Regions from separate parts of the Homo sapiens genome. Here region 2 is linked to region 1. The links are chromatin contacts, found by Hi-C or POLR2A ChIA-PET in ENCODE. All regions are on one chromosome and are shown on one strand. Each heading gives the region's core, a stretch centred on a gene start or an enhancer-like site at or near the end of the contact. The rest is flanking DNA. Distances are from core to core; before and after follow the strand shown. Region 1 has its middle 67 kb from the start of MAOA. Region 2 overlaps MAOA (monoamine oxidase A).

What was found. Hi-C counts contacts between places; a loop is a spot of excess contacts on that map. ChIA-PET counts read pairs that join two places held with the same protein, here RNA polymerase II (POLR2A). Pooled maps may share reads with other maps.
Region 2: a map of ascending aorta shows a loop between it and region 1 (2.5-fold over the local background). The contact joins two enhancer-like sites. A Hi-C loop is called at or near these places in 1 of 168 maps with a recorded cell type or tissue (ascending aorta) and 4 of 50 pooled maps. POLR2A ChIA-PET finds 5 or more read pairs at or near these places in 1 of 52 experiments (MCF 10A).

Annotation. Positions count from the first base shown.
Region 1 is chrX:43,585,527-43,592,283 of GRCh38, reverse strand. No RefSeq gene overlaps it. Among named protein-coding and RNA genes, the nearest start is that of MAOA, 67 kb to the left of the region's middle. Within about 2 kb of position 2,388, at least 3 of the 41 ENCODE cell types and tissues checked have a DNase peak (open chromatin) inside an H3K27ac peak, as active enhancers do.
Region 2 is chrX:43,699,320-43,706,076 of GRCh38, reverse strand. All of the region lies in intron 3 of MAOA (monoamine oxidase A), which reads right to left. Among named protein-coding and RNA genes, the nearest start is that of MAOA, 46 kb to the right of the region's middle. Within about 2 kb of position 2,741, at least 4 of the 41 ENCODE cell types and tissues checked have a DNase peak (open chromatin) inside an H3K27ac peak, as active enhancers do.

The DNA of each region.
Region 1 (6,757 bases), core at 1,139-3,638:
GGAGGCTGAGGCAGGAGAATCACTTGAACATGGAGGGCGGAGGTTGCAGTGAGTCGAGATCGTGCCACCTCACTCCAGCCTGAGCAAAAGAATGAAACTCCATCTCAAAAAAACAACAGCAACAACAACAACACCACCACCACCACACACACACACACACACACACACACACACACACAGACACACAGAACAAAAATTAAAAGGGAGCACCTGTTTGATAAGGTCAAAAGTGAGTCAGTATTCAACCAGCCAGTCAGAAGGTCAGTTTATATAAAGAGGGTAGCCAAACACCATTTATGTTTTCTGAATGTCATAAAGGTAGGTGCTCCTTCATTCTCAATTGCTTTGATCTTTTCATTAGGCACAATAGTTCTTCCTCTAGTTAGCCTTTTTCTAGTTTGCTGTTTTCATTTCTTGACAACTCTTGACAGTCCGGTTGAGTAACAAGTGGTTTGTTAACTGTGAGAGCAAAGAGCTGATTTTACTTTGTCCTTGGTCAAGATGAAACACGTGAATTTTGCAGTATAGTCAATGCATGGAAATTGTAGCAAATAACTGGAAGAAAGTACTAGTAGAATAATTTAGCAGAAAGAACACTTAAATGCTTTTTGCTTTATCTTACTCCAAACTATTTTATTCTTTTTTTTTTTTTTTTTTTTTTTTTTGAGACGGAGTCTCGCTCTGTGGCCCAGGCGGGAGTGCAGTGGCGCAATCTCGGCTCACTGCAAGCTCCGCCTCCCGGGTTCACGCCATTCTCCTGCCTCAGCCTCCCGAGTAGCTGGGACTACAGGCGCCCACCATCACGCCCGGCTATTTTTTTTGTATTTTTAGTAGAGACGGGGTTTCACCGTGTTAGCCAGGATGGTCTCGATCTCCTGACCTCGTGATCCGCCCGCCTCGGCCTCCCAAAGTGCTGGGATTACAAGCGTGAGCCACCGCGCCCGGCCACTATTTTATTCTTAAATGAGATTAAGTTTCTACATCTAACTCTGATATTTGCCGTTCAGTTCTAAACTACACAGTTCTCCCAGCCGGGCGTGGTGGCTCATGCCTGTAATCCCAGCACTTTGGGAGGCCGAGATGTGCAGATCAACTGAGGTCAGGAGTTGGAGACCAGCCTGGCCAACATGGTGAAACCCTGTCTCTACTAAAAATTCAAAAATTAGCTGGGCCTGGTGGCGGGGACCTGTAGTCCCAGCTACTCAGGAGGCTGAGGCAGGAGAATCGCTGGAACCTGGGAGGCAGAGGTTGCAATGAGCCGAGATTGCGCCACTGCACTCCAGCCTGGGTGACAGAATGAGACTCCATCTCAAAAAATAAATAAATAAGTAAATAAACTAGACAGCTCTGCTTGACTAACACAACCACTTGGGCCAGATGAGAAACAAGACATTACAATTTTCTTTGAGGTACTTTGTTTTTTAGAGACTATCACTGTATGAGGCAACCATAGCACAAGGCTTTACATTCTTGTTGGCTTCTGTTTTTTGTTCCCTCATATGCCAATTCTCTTCTGAGTACAATTAATTTAAAGTGTTGGAGCTGTGAGCTTAATCAAGAGGATTTTTCAGAAAACACCCTAAAAACTTCTAAAAGTGATTTCCTACTATGTACTCAGAGAGCTAAGAGGGAAATTTTAGGGGTCCACCACTGGATTATTTCTGTCATAGTAGGACTTATCTTGAAATTGGTGTTCCCTGGCTTTCTTCTTGGATTTAACACTTGCCTCAAATAGACCAGAATCTTGGCTCATCAGCAATAATATTTTACATGGTACAGTGCTTCATATCTCACAGTTTTCCCATTTTTGTTCTCACTTCGTTGTTAAGCATCTGTGGTCTGATTATCACTCATCAGTGAGTGATCTGTGCTCTATGGCTTAAATAACTGAAGCTTTAGATGTGCAATTTCTCAAGGATACAGAGTTAGTAAGTGGCCAAGTTGAAATGAGACTGCTTATTTTTTTCTAGCCAAGCAAGTTTTTGGTATTAACTCAAAACCAGCCTAAGTTACATCAGCACTGCCCTTCATGTTCCGGGGAGTCTTTGTGTGCTAACTCCTCTCTAGAAATGGTCTCACATTTTAATCATATTTCAATGTCAGGGACTTTTAAATGTTGTTTGTCTTTGGCTCTGAAATCATTTGGCCAAAATTAATCTAACAGTGTGGAGCTTTCTTTGTTTAATGAAACCGAGAAAGAGGCAATAATAAAGGGCTTCTCATTGTCAGCAAAGGGTTAACTATTTTAACTCCAGTTGTTTTCACTGGAAAGGTTTTTCTGTTGTAATATAACTAGAACATCTAGTTCTGTTCTATTCTGACTACCCCTCCCTTTTCTAGACTCTTGCTCAATCAGTTACCTTTATAACTTTTCCCTAGTGTAACTTTTGTTTACATATGAGTTTGCCTTTCCAATACGGTTAGGACTCAAGTAAGCTTTTTATCCTGGGTTTCCTCATTTGCAAAGCACTAACGACCTCAGGTTTTCCTGCTTGCAGTACTGTTAGAACTTAGACCTAATGAGAGTTGGCAAATACTTCATTTTTTTAAAAACATTTGGCAAACAAATGAGGAGCACTGGAAAGGCCCTGCTTGAATGTGATATAGTAAAAATTAGCTTACATTCAGAAGGTAAAAATCTGCCTTGCTATTCATCAAGTTGGTACAATCACCGATACAAATAAAGCCAGCTGTACATTATCAGGAAGGAATATGTTTTCAGGTCACTGCAGCTGTATATGTCATAAGCACCTCCTTCTTTAACTATTGTGTTTTTACTGAGAAATGTGTTCTCCAAAATCATAGACTATCAGAAACTTAAGTGTTTAAAATTAGAAGAGTAACATTAAATCACCCACTCTTTTTTTTTTTTTTAACAATAATAACAGTAATTTATTTTGAACATGATATTATATATTTGACCCCTTACTTTTTTCTTTGGATATGTGTGTGTTGGGGGAATGACATCAAAGACCTTTTAGTTTTTTTTTTTTTTTTTTTAATGTTTTTTTTTTGTTATTATACTCTAAGTTTTAGGGTACATGTGCACATTGTGCAGGTTAGTTACATATGTATACATGTGCCATGCTGGTGCGCTGCACCCACTAACGTGTCATCTAGCATTAGGTATATCTCCCAATGCTATCCCTCCCCCCTCCCCCGACCCCACCACAGTCCCCAGAGTGTGATATTCCCCTTCCTGTGTCCATGTGATCTCATTGTTCAATTCCCACCTATGAGTGAGAATATGCGGTGTACTCAAACAAATTTACAAGAAAAAAACAAACAACCCCATCAAAAAGTGGGCGAAGGACATGAACAGACACTTCTCAAAAGAAGACATTTATGCAGCCAAAAAACACATGAAGAAATGCTCATCATCACTGGCCATCAGAGAAATGCAAATCAAAACCACTATGAGATATCATCTCACACCAGTTAGAATGGCAATCATTAAAAAGTCAGGAAACAACAGGTGCTGGAGAGGATGTGGAGAAATAGGAACACTTTTACACTGTTGGTGGGACTGTAAACTAGTTCAACCATTGTGGAAGTCAGTGTGGCGATTCCTCAGGGATCTAGAACTAGAAATACCATTTGACCCAGCCATCCCATTACTGGGTATATACCCAAAGGACTATAAATCATGCTGCTATAAAGACACATGCACACGTATGTTTATTGCGGCACTATTCACAATAGCAAAGACTTGGAACCAACCCAAATGCCCAACAATGATAGACTGGATTAAGAAAATGTGGCACATATACACCATGGAATACTATGCAGCCATAAAAAATGATGAGTTCATGTCCTTTGTAGGGACATGGATGAAATTGGAAACCATCATTCTCAGTAAACTATCGCAAGAACAAAAAACCAATCACCCACTCTTGCCTAGAGTTTCTGAGTTGCTGTGACAGAGAGAATCAGCCTGGCATTTTAACCCAGGTGCAGAAAAGTGGTTACAGAATACAGTGTTCCACATCTATCTTAACTTTGTAATCTTCAAGGACACAGGAGCTTGTGACTACTTTGCAGACTGGTTTTGATGCTGACTCCCTTACACATTGGTCTGCTTTTCCTTGAGCCCATTACTTACCTATACTGTCTTCTCTCAAACCCTCAAATAACCACCTTGTCCTTTGGGGAGAGTTGCTCTCTAACACTCCTCTGTTGTCCAGTCTTCCTTATTGCAATGGGTCAATAAACCTGACCTTGTTGAACTATAGGTTTGTCCTTGGTGGTTTTAGCCTGTTGAGCTAAGATTGGTGGTCAATAGGTTAGTTGGTTTTCCAGAAAAAAAAAAATTCATTCAGAAAGCACCAGTTTAAGAATCTTTCTCAGGGAAAGAGACCTGAGTCTGTTGGATGTTGCTGTTTCAGGTTGCTTTCTAAGTTGCCTGTCCTCCTGCACAACTGGTTTAATCTCCCAGCTATGAATGAGGAAGAAGTTCTGGCCAGGCGTGGTGGCTCACACCTGTAATCCCAGCACTTTGGGAGGCAGAGGCAGGTGGATCACTTGAGGTCAGGAGTTCGTAGACTAGCCTGGCCAACATGGTGAAACCCCATCTCTACTAAAAATAAAAAAATTAGCTGGGCATGGTGGCACACGCCTGTAGTCCCAGCTACTCAGGAGGCTGAGGCAGGAGAATTGCTTGTGCCCAAGAGGCAGAGGTTGCAGTGAGCCAAGATCACGTCACTGCACTCCAGCCTGGGTGACAGAGCGAGTCTCTGTCTCAAAAAAAAAAAAAAAGTTCTAATACATCTTGACGTAGGTTTATTTGGGAAATGGCATTCTCCAACAAACTTCTCAGTATTGGCTATAACCTGGTAAGGATCTTAAGTAACGAAATGAGTTAAACTTTGGAAGGACAGCTTCACTCACGATATAAAGCCTTTCCTTGGCCACACACTGCTAGGGCTCCATGCCTGTGACTGCTAAAAAGCTAAAGATTACTGTTGGCAATTCCTTTGGTTTTCTCTCTGTTCTGTGTTATTTCTCATCTTATGTCTGCAAACAAACTAAAAAACGTAACTACTTTTCCTATTCATTCTTTAAGTCATTCTAAAAAACCTTGATTCAGACTTTCAATTTTTTCCCACAAGTGACTTCCTCTACCTCTTAAACACCTACATGCTATTTTACACAAGCCTCTTGGAGCAGAGTCTCAGGAAGATAACGCCCAGGTAAACTGCTCTAACTGCATCTGTAACCTTGGATTTTGTCCTTGCTGTGGGTGGGCATTCATTTATTGCCCAAGCCATATTGTTTTCCTCAGTTTTAGTAACAGGTGAACGTCCTTCCTGAGGGCTGGCAAGGCTGGGGTTATCACAGAGGTATAATTTACTGAAGATCTGTGACCTCCAGATTTGAAGGATCAAGAGCAATTAAGGGATGGGCAACACTCTGATCTCAGTCATGTGGCAGAGATTGAATCTCCATTAGCCAAGCCCTGGAATAGCCCCTGCTGCAAGTTACTGTCAACAAACTCAATCTGTTTGGCTTCCCAAAGTGAGTCTCCTTTTGCTATAGCTGCCGGGATCCAGGCTAGTTGTGCTGTTATATAAAGTGTAGAGGCAACTCCCTTGTCCCTGTGTTTGAAGTATTTGTAGAGATAGAGCACTTGGAGTCCTGAATATGAGGAACAGGACACTGTGGGACACATAGACAGGTCTGGTGGCAAAACTGCGAAAATAATGGGTGGATCTTGTAGTAATGCTGATGAGGTTAATAGCTGGAAGGATCCTAATGCCAAAGTCTCAGTAAAGTAAAACAAAATTTTGCTTATCCATGGGTAGCTACACAGGAGTGGTCATGTGGGATATTGCCCTCCCCTCAGCAGGGGCTATCCATCAACAAGTGGCTTATGGTTGCTGCTGGCCTGTTGGACCAAGGTTTGATTCACAAATATGCTCATTCTCTTGAATTACCCATCATGTTGGCTTGGAGACAGGTTTACTCATCCACACTTCTCAGAAGGATGAAATGAGAGCATGAGGATGGGAGATACAATGTAGGGCCTTGCTGGTCAATGTCTACTGGGCCAGGTGCTTCCTAGCAGCAGGGGCAAAAGCTTTCTGAGCCTTGGGTGCCATGGTATAGCAACCCCTGCAGCATGGCATGCCCCCGCTATAAGTGCTAGCATGAACATAGCTGGTTGCAGTTCCCCATCTCCTGTTCAGTGGAGGTAGGTGCAAATGTGTGTGGAGAGGGGAAGGTAGCTGAACTTTAGCCATTCTCAAATCTACTTATTTAGAAGCAGCCATTCTAAAATCTACTTATTTAGAGGTTGAGCAGCCATTGGGCTGGGTCCCAATCTCCCTCACTCCATGTGCAGTAGGTCCTCAAATAATGTCATTTCATTCAACATTATTTTGTTTTAATGTTGATGACAATCACTGATTCTCAGCCAGGGCCACTGTCTGTGTGGAGCCTGCACATTCTTCCCATGTGCGCATGGGTTTTCTCCAGGGACTTCAGTTTCCTTCCACATCCCAAAGCTGTGCATGTGAAGTGAATTGGTGTGTCTACATGGTTTCAGTGTGAGTGGGTGTGTATATGAGTGTGCCCTGTGATGGGATGGCATCCTGTCTACAGTGAGTTCCTCCCTGGTGCCTTCAGCTGCCAGGACAGGCTCTGGTCAACTGATTCCAAACTGGAATAAGCAGGTAAATAATTACCTTGTTTTTGTTAATCTTTCTATGTATGGCTCACATTTATTTCAGTGTTTAATGTTAGAAGTGTTTTGGTCTTT
Region 2 (6,757 bases), core at 1,492-3,991, 110 kb before region 1:
TCTGACACTGCATTTTGAAGAACTGCCAAACTATTTTCCAAAGTGGCTGCACCATTTTACATTTCTACCAGCAATGGGTGAGGTTTCCAATGTCGCCCCATCCTGCACAACACTTATTAATGTCTGCCTTTTTTATTACAGCCATCCTGTTGGGTGTGAAGGGATATCTCATTGTGGTTTTGACTTGCATTTCCCTAATAACTAATAACATTGATCATCTTTTCAGATGCTTATTGATCATGTGCATATCTTTTTTTTGGCAAAGTATCTATTCAAGTCCTTTGTCCATTTTTGAATTGGGTTGTTTGTCTTTTTATTATTGAGTTGTTAGAGTTCTTTATATGTTCGGAATACAAGTCCTTTATCAGATATATGATTTGCAAATATTTTCTCCCATTCTATGGATTGTCTTTTCAGTTTCTTGATGGTATACAAATGACAACACTTCAAAAACTTTTTTTGATGAAGACCAATTTATCTATTTTTTCTTCTGTTGCTTGTGCTTTCAGTATCATCAAATAAATCACTGCCTAACTCACAGAGATTTATTATTTTTTCTTCCAGGAGTTTTATATTTTTAGCTCTTATAGTTAGGTCTAAAATGAGTTAATGTTTGTGTATAGTGTGAGAAGAAGTCCAGCTTCATTCTTTTGCATGTGGATATCCAGTCGTTCCAACAACATTTGTTGAAATAACTTATTTTACTTTTTGCACTGAGTTGTCTTGCTACCCTTGACAAAAATCAATTGGGCATAAATGTAAGGGTTTATTTCTGAAATCACAGTTCTACTCCATTTACCTATATGTTTATCCTTATAGAAGTACACATTGTTTTTATACAAGTACACATTGTTTTAGCACACTAGCTTCATAGTAATTTTTGAAATCAGGAAGTGTGGGTCCTTCAAATTTGTTCTTCTCTTTTAAAACTGCTTTGGCTATTATGGGTCTCTCACATTTACATATACATTTTAGGATCAATCTCCCAATTTCTGCAAAAACTGTCAGCTAGGATCTTGAAAGGGATTGTGTTAAAAACGTAGTTCAATTTGGGAAGTATTGTCACCCTAACAATATTAAGTCCATGAACACAGGATGCCTCCATTTATTTACATCTTTAATTTATTTCAATGTTATTTTGTAGCTTTAGGTATATAAGTCTTGCACTTCTTTGGTTAAATTTATTGCTAAGTATTTTATTGTTTTTTGATGCTATTTTAAGTGAAGTTGTTTTCTTAATTTCATTTCAGATTGTTCATTGCTACTGTATTAGAAATAAAATTTATTTTTGAATATTGATCTTGTATCCTGCAACCTCGATGAACTTGTTTAACAGTTCTATGAATTGTTTTAGTCAGTATCAGGATTTTCTATATACAAGATCACATCATCTGCAAATACAATTTTTCTTTTTTTTTTTATTTCTTGCCTAAGTGCCCTGGCTAAAATCCCTAGTACAATGTTAAATACAAGTGGCCAGAGTAAATATCTTTGTCTTGCTCCTGATTTTAGAAGGAAAGCTTTCAATCTTTTACCATTGAGTATTATGGTAGCTGTGGGTTTTTTGTAGATGGCCTTTATTAGGTTGAGGAAGTTCTCCTCTATTCTTAGTTTTTCTAGTGGTTTTATCATAAAAGGATGTTGAATTTTGTCAAATGTTTCTGCTCCGTCTATTGAGATGATCACGTGCTATTGGTCCTTCATCCTATTAATATGGTGGTGCATTACATTATTGGATTTTTGTATATTAAACTAACCTTTCATTCCTGGAATAAATCCTACTTAGTCATGGTGTATAAACCTTTTAATATATTGCTAGATTCAGTTTGCTAGTATTTTCTTGAAGATTTTTGCATCTCTATATAGGGATATTGGTTTGTAGTTTTCTTGTGATGTCTTTGGTTTTGTTATTCGGGATAATACTGGCCTCATAGGATGAATTGAGAAATCTTTCCTCCTCTTGTATTTTTTTGGAAGAGTTTATAAAGAATTGGTATTAATTCTTCTTTAAACTTTTGGTAAAATTTACCAGTAAAGCCATTTGTGTCTGGGTTTGTTTCTGTGGGAGATTTTAAATTACTAATTCAATCTCTTTCCTTATTATAGGTCTATTCAATTTTCTATTTATTCCCGAGTAGTTTTGGTAATTTGTGAACCTAAATCTCTAAAAACACTTCCTGTGATAGCATCTCTTACTCTGATCTTTATAGGTGTTATATGAAAATAGTTTCCATGGTCATAAGTCTGGGAAATCCTGGTTTGTGTTCAATAGTCTTTTTTTATTGCCAGGCTTCCTAGGACTCCTAATTTGTTAATGGGCATCTTGACTATCAAAGACAGGGATAGGATATGGAGCACTTCCAAAGTTTATCTGACCACCAAATGCCCTGTTTTTGCAAAGTATTTTTAAGATTAATGTTGCTTAGAAAACACTTGAGAAATATTCCCCTAGGCATTCTTCACATTCTGGCTTGCACTGGCAGAAGTATGACATAACACAGGAAAATATGCGATGAAATAGAAGCTGTGACAACCAGAATGTTTATTTTCCAAATGTTACACATGGGAATACAATGTCATTTGTATCCCTTCTGGACAAAAGGGCACATCATTCCACAACAACGAGGAGAAAGGAAGGAAATTGCTTGTATATCTAGCTAAAATTGCAAGTGCATCATGGGCTTCATGCTGAGTTTCTGCCCTTAGCCCGTCCTCCTCGTAACAAGACAGTGCAGTGAGAAAGTACATAAGAGCAGGTAGAGAGGGGCAAAGGGCAAAGCAGAACTTCTTGTCAGCTAAGCTGTTAAGTGAGTGCATCCACCTTGTGTATCACAGTGTCTGGGAGGATGTGGCCCTGCCCCCTACTACTAGATGAAGTTACTTCAGTGATGGCTTTATAACCATGATGGCAGAGATAGGGTGATGGCATGGAATGAAAGGGTGGATGAACTAAGAGCCATTATACTCTTAGCACCATCTTCCCAGCATTTAAACATCAGAATAGTATTTTTTTTTTAATCTACAGATTAGGAAAAGTCACAGATACTCAGGACTACTCGACTGGTGGATGCTCAAATAATTATGTCAATTAGTGACTGCACCCATGTCTGTGTCCCAGGGTCCACTTTTGTCACCCACTGCTGGTCCGCAAGTGTGAGCCACAGTGATTTCCTCCCATTGTCTCTGAAGCCTGATTTTTTTTTTCAGAGACATTTATCTGCTAGATATGGCTATGGAAACTAGGCTACTGTGTACTTTGGCAAATATACAAAATTAAATCTCAGCCCAAGGTTCAGTGTGTATCATTTGAGTCTTACAAATTACAGGAGAGCTATGGGAATGAAAGGTAATAGAATAGTTTACTAATCATTCTTTTTGTTTGAAAAACCTGACATGAGAAATTTTCTGAATGAAAACGATTCAGTTTCACAGCCTTCAGGATCAAAGCATTCACTACACTGAACTATAATTAACTCTCAAGTTTTCTGTGATTCCATCAAGAATTTTCTTCTTCTGGTTACATAAAACCCAAACACAAAGCAAAAACTAAAATGAAGTGTTATGAAAATAGTACTGGACTGTCAAATATCAGGTATTGACATTATTATCATTATTTGTCTCTTTTCAGTTTGAAGCTCTGTGTTTGCAAAGGTTAGTAATTAACTAGGCTTTTATGCCTGTCCCTCTTTCTCTCTCACTTCTGTAGGACCTTGAACCACTCTCATTATTATAACTTTCTCTTATCTCTAAAGTAGGAATAACTGTCACTTACTAAAACTCTGTGGCCCAGCAGGTTTTCAAAAGGTATCTGTTCATTGAATTTGACATAGAAATGAAAAAGGTTTGAGTCTGCACGTGATACAGAGGGTTACATGGCAGCATCGATCCTATTAGGCAGCAGGATGAGGCAATGACAGAAAAGGTTTTCTAGCTGGCTCAACATGTGATCATGAGACAACTGAATTTCCCTTCTTCAGGAAGTGCCCAGAATGGACTAGATATGGGATTCATTGGACGTTAGAGGCTGTTTAAGATTTCAACTGTTAGAAGGCTACTTTGCAAAAGTTTGAAAATTAAAGATCAATGATTGAGTCTTTTGATTGGAGTAATGTGCATGCCACTGAGGTGAGGACAGGGGTTGCTGAGAAGAAATAGGAAGGAAGTAGAAAGCAAGGAAGAAGGAGGAGATTTTAACCTCTGAGAGGCAACTACATTTTAACCTGAAAGGTCAGAACCTCCAGGAGTTCAGTTATTATGGAGACTAGAGCAATTTCTCTTGAGGAAGCTGCTCATATAATGTTTAATTCCATTCACAAAGTTCTTTTGGCCATTAACCCAAATACTGAGGCACTACATGATTATGTGTGATCACAAAGTCCCTCAGCCTGAGTGTGAGAGAAATCCTTTGTGTCTGACTTAACCCCCTTTCTGTGCTGCCAGTGGGAGGGTGATGCTAGGTTACTTCTCAATGAATGGTTAGAAACAATTCCTGTAGTGAATTAGTCCCTATTAGAAATGAATGGAAGGAAGATGAGAGGGGTTCTGTTGGATGGATGGTGGCGACAGTGGCACAACAATGTGGATGTACTTAATGCTACTGAATTAACTGTACACCTAAAATTGGTGAAGATGATAAATTTTATGTTAGTGTACTTTACCATTTTTTAAGAAAAAAATCTAATAATTAACTTATTTTGCTATATATTGGGTTGTCACTGAGTAGGAACTTTATATTTTTGAAACCAAATCTGAGATGTAATCCTGAGAGTTTATAGGAAGAAGGAGCCTCTGAGAGGAGATGGCTAATGCTGACCTAGCTCTCTAAACAGTGCAAAGCTTTAAGAGGAATTCTGCCATTAAGCTCTCTGGGAACTCACAAGCAGCAAATGAAGTCTTTCCAAAGTGAGGGGGAAAAAAGAATGAAAGTTACTAAAAACTATTTTTTACCAGCTATCTTCATATATCCTTATACTGGATACTGGATAGATCAAACTGAAAATATGTAAACATTTTTAGCCTCTCTGCTTTTAAAACCTACTCAGAATTGTGATTGAGAGAAGAAAGCAATCCCTTCTGTATTACCTCATTTCTATCATCAAAACAGAATTTCTTATCATGAGCACAGGCCTGTAACTACTTGCCTATCCTTACCTAACTGGTGTTTTTGTTTTGTTTTGTTTTTCTATCTTCTACCCTGACTTATCCAAATTTGTAATACTTATCAAGAACCACTTTAAATCCTTTCCTTTTTTGTTATTTTTAAAATCAGGCAGGATATAATGGTATAACATAAAATACTGGCCAATACTTGGGCCATACTTTGAATAATAAGTTTACATGGATCATTTAACAAAAATAATATATAGCCAGCAATTTCAAACCATGCCTTAGACCTCCAGATTTAGTATTTTAACAAAATAATAGAATACATCTGTGGTCTTCAGCCTGCTGAGCCTAACTGGGACACACTGGGGGCTGTTTAGCTGCCAGGTGCTCACTGAAGGCCAGAGGACCTCTCAGACTACAGCTCAGGGTGCAAGAGAAGAGAAGCCACCGTGCCACATACAGCTCCCATGTACAACCACTGTGAACTATGAACTGTGAACTGTGAAATATAAACTGTGTCACATACAGCTCCCATGAACGACCACCCCCATATCCACAGGAGTCCCTGTTTCCAAAGGGGCATCTTACAACTTCAGAGCCTGTTGGGATAAAGTGATTTTGTCATATCTTGGAGCAGTTTACTAGAAGGGTTCACAAGTTAACTTTGGAATAAAAAACAAGGTGATGTAACCCACAGAACACTGGGCTTAGAGCTGGAAAGCCACACTTTGGCTCCTACGCTCTCTGAGTTGGGAAAAATAATGCTTTTTACTCTGAGGACCATTGGGAAGCTCAAGTGAGGTAAAACATGTATAGGTACATTACAGGTGGAAGGCAATATTAATAGCATGGCATCAGGAGGGATGAATTTAGGTGTTTAAAAGAAAGGAGGCAAATATACAACAAGCAACATCCCTACAAAGACTTCACACTTTCCGCTTCTTGAGTTTCCTTCTGAGAGAGGTTGAAAGTGAAAATGTATCTTTCTTTGAAGATAAAAGAAATATCTTCTGTGAGTTAGTATGGACAAGGTACTAAAAGAAACTTAAAATGAAATGTCGCATATCCAAAAGAAATTCTATTATAAGCCATGGGTCAAATTCTATTAGAAGTGAGGGGTTATATCTGGTAAGCATTAAGACAAACTCTGCTTTCTACATGGCCTGCTGGCTAAAACCAAGTTTCCCTCTTAGCAACAACAAAATTTACTTAGTATTCCAGAACATACACATTGTGAAAAGCCTTTGATTTCAGTCGTTGGCATAGAAACCTGGAGTAAAGGGCTGTGGGAAGAATAGAACCAATACAAAAAGAAAAAAAAAAATTCTTGCTGAGCTGTTACTGTCAGCAAAGCCTATGTTGTTTTAAATAAATCTTTATCACACCACTCTCTAAAAACAAATGGGTGGTATATATTTATAGTCTCTACTTTTATTTAGAGAGGACGTGAAAAGCAGGAAGAACGTGAGAATGCATGTAATTGTCAATTTCTCCTTTGAAGTAGCCTCTGCAAAATGCCTTGCTCCATTTCTGGCTGGGTTCTCCCTCTCCATACCCCTCACCCTACCTGCATTATGATGTGCAGGAAACTCATGGAAAGCAAAAAAAAAAAAAAATGGAATCCAACATTTTCATTTTTTCTGCAAGACAC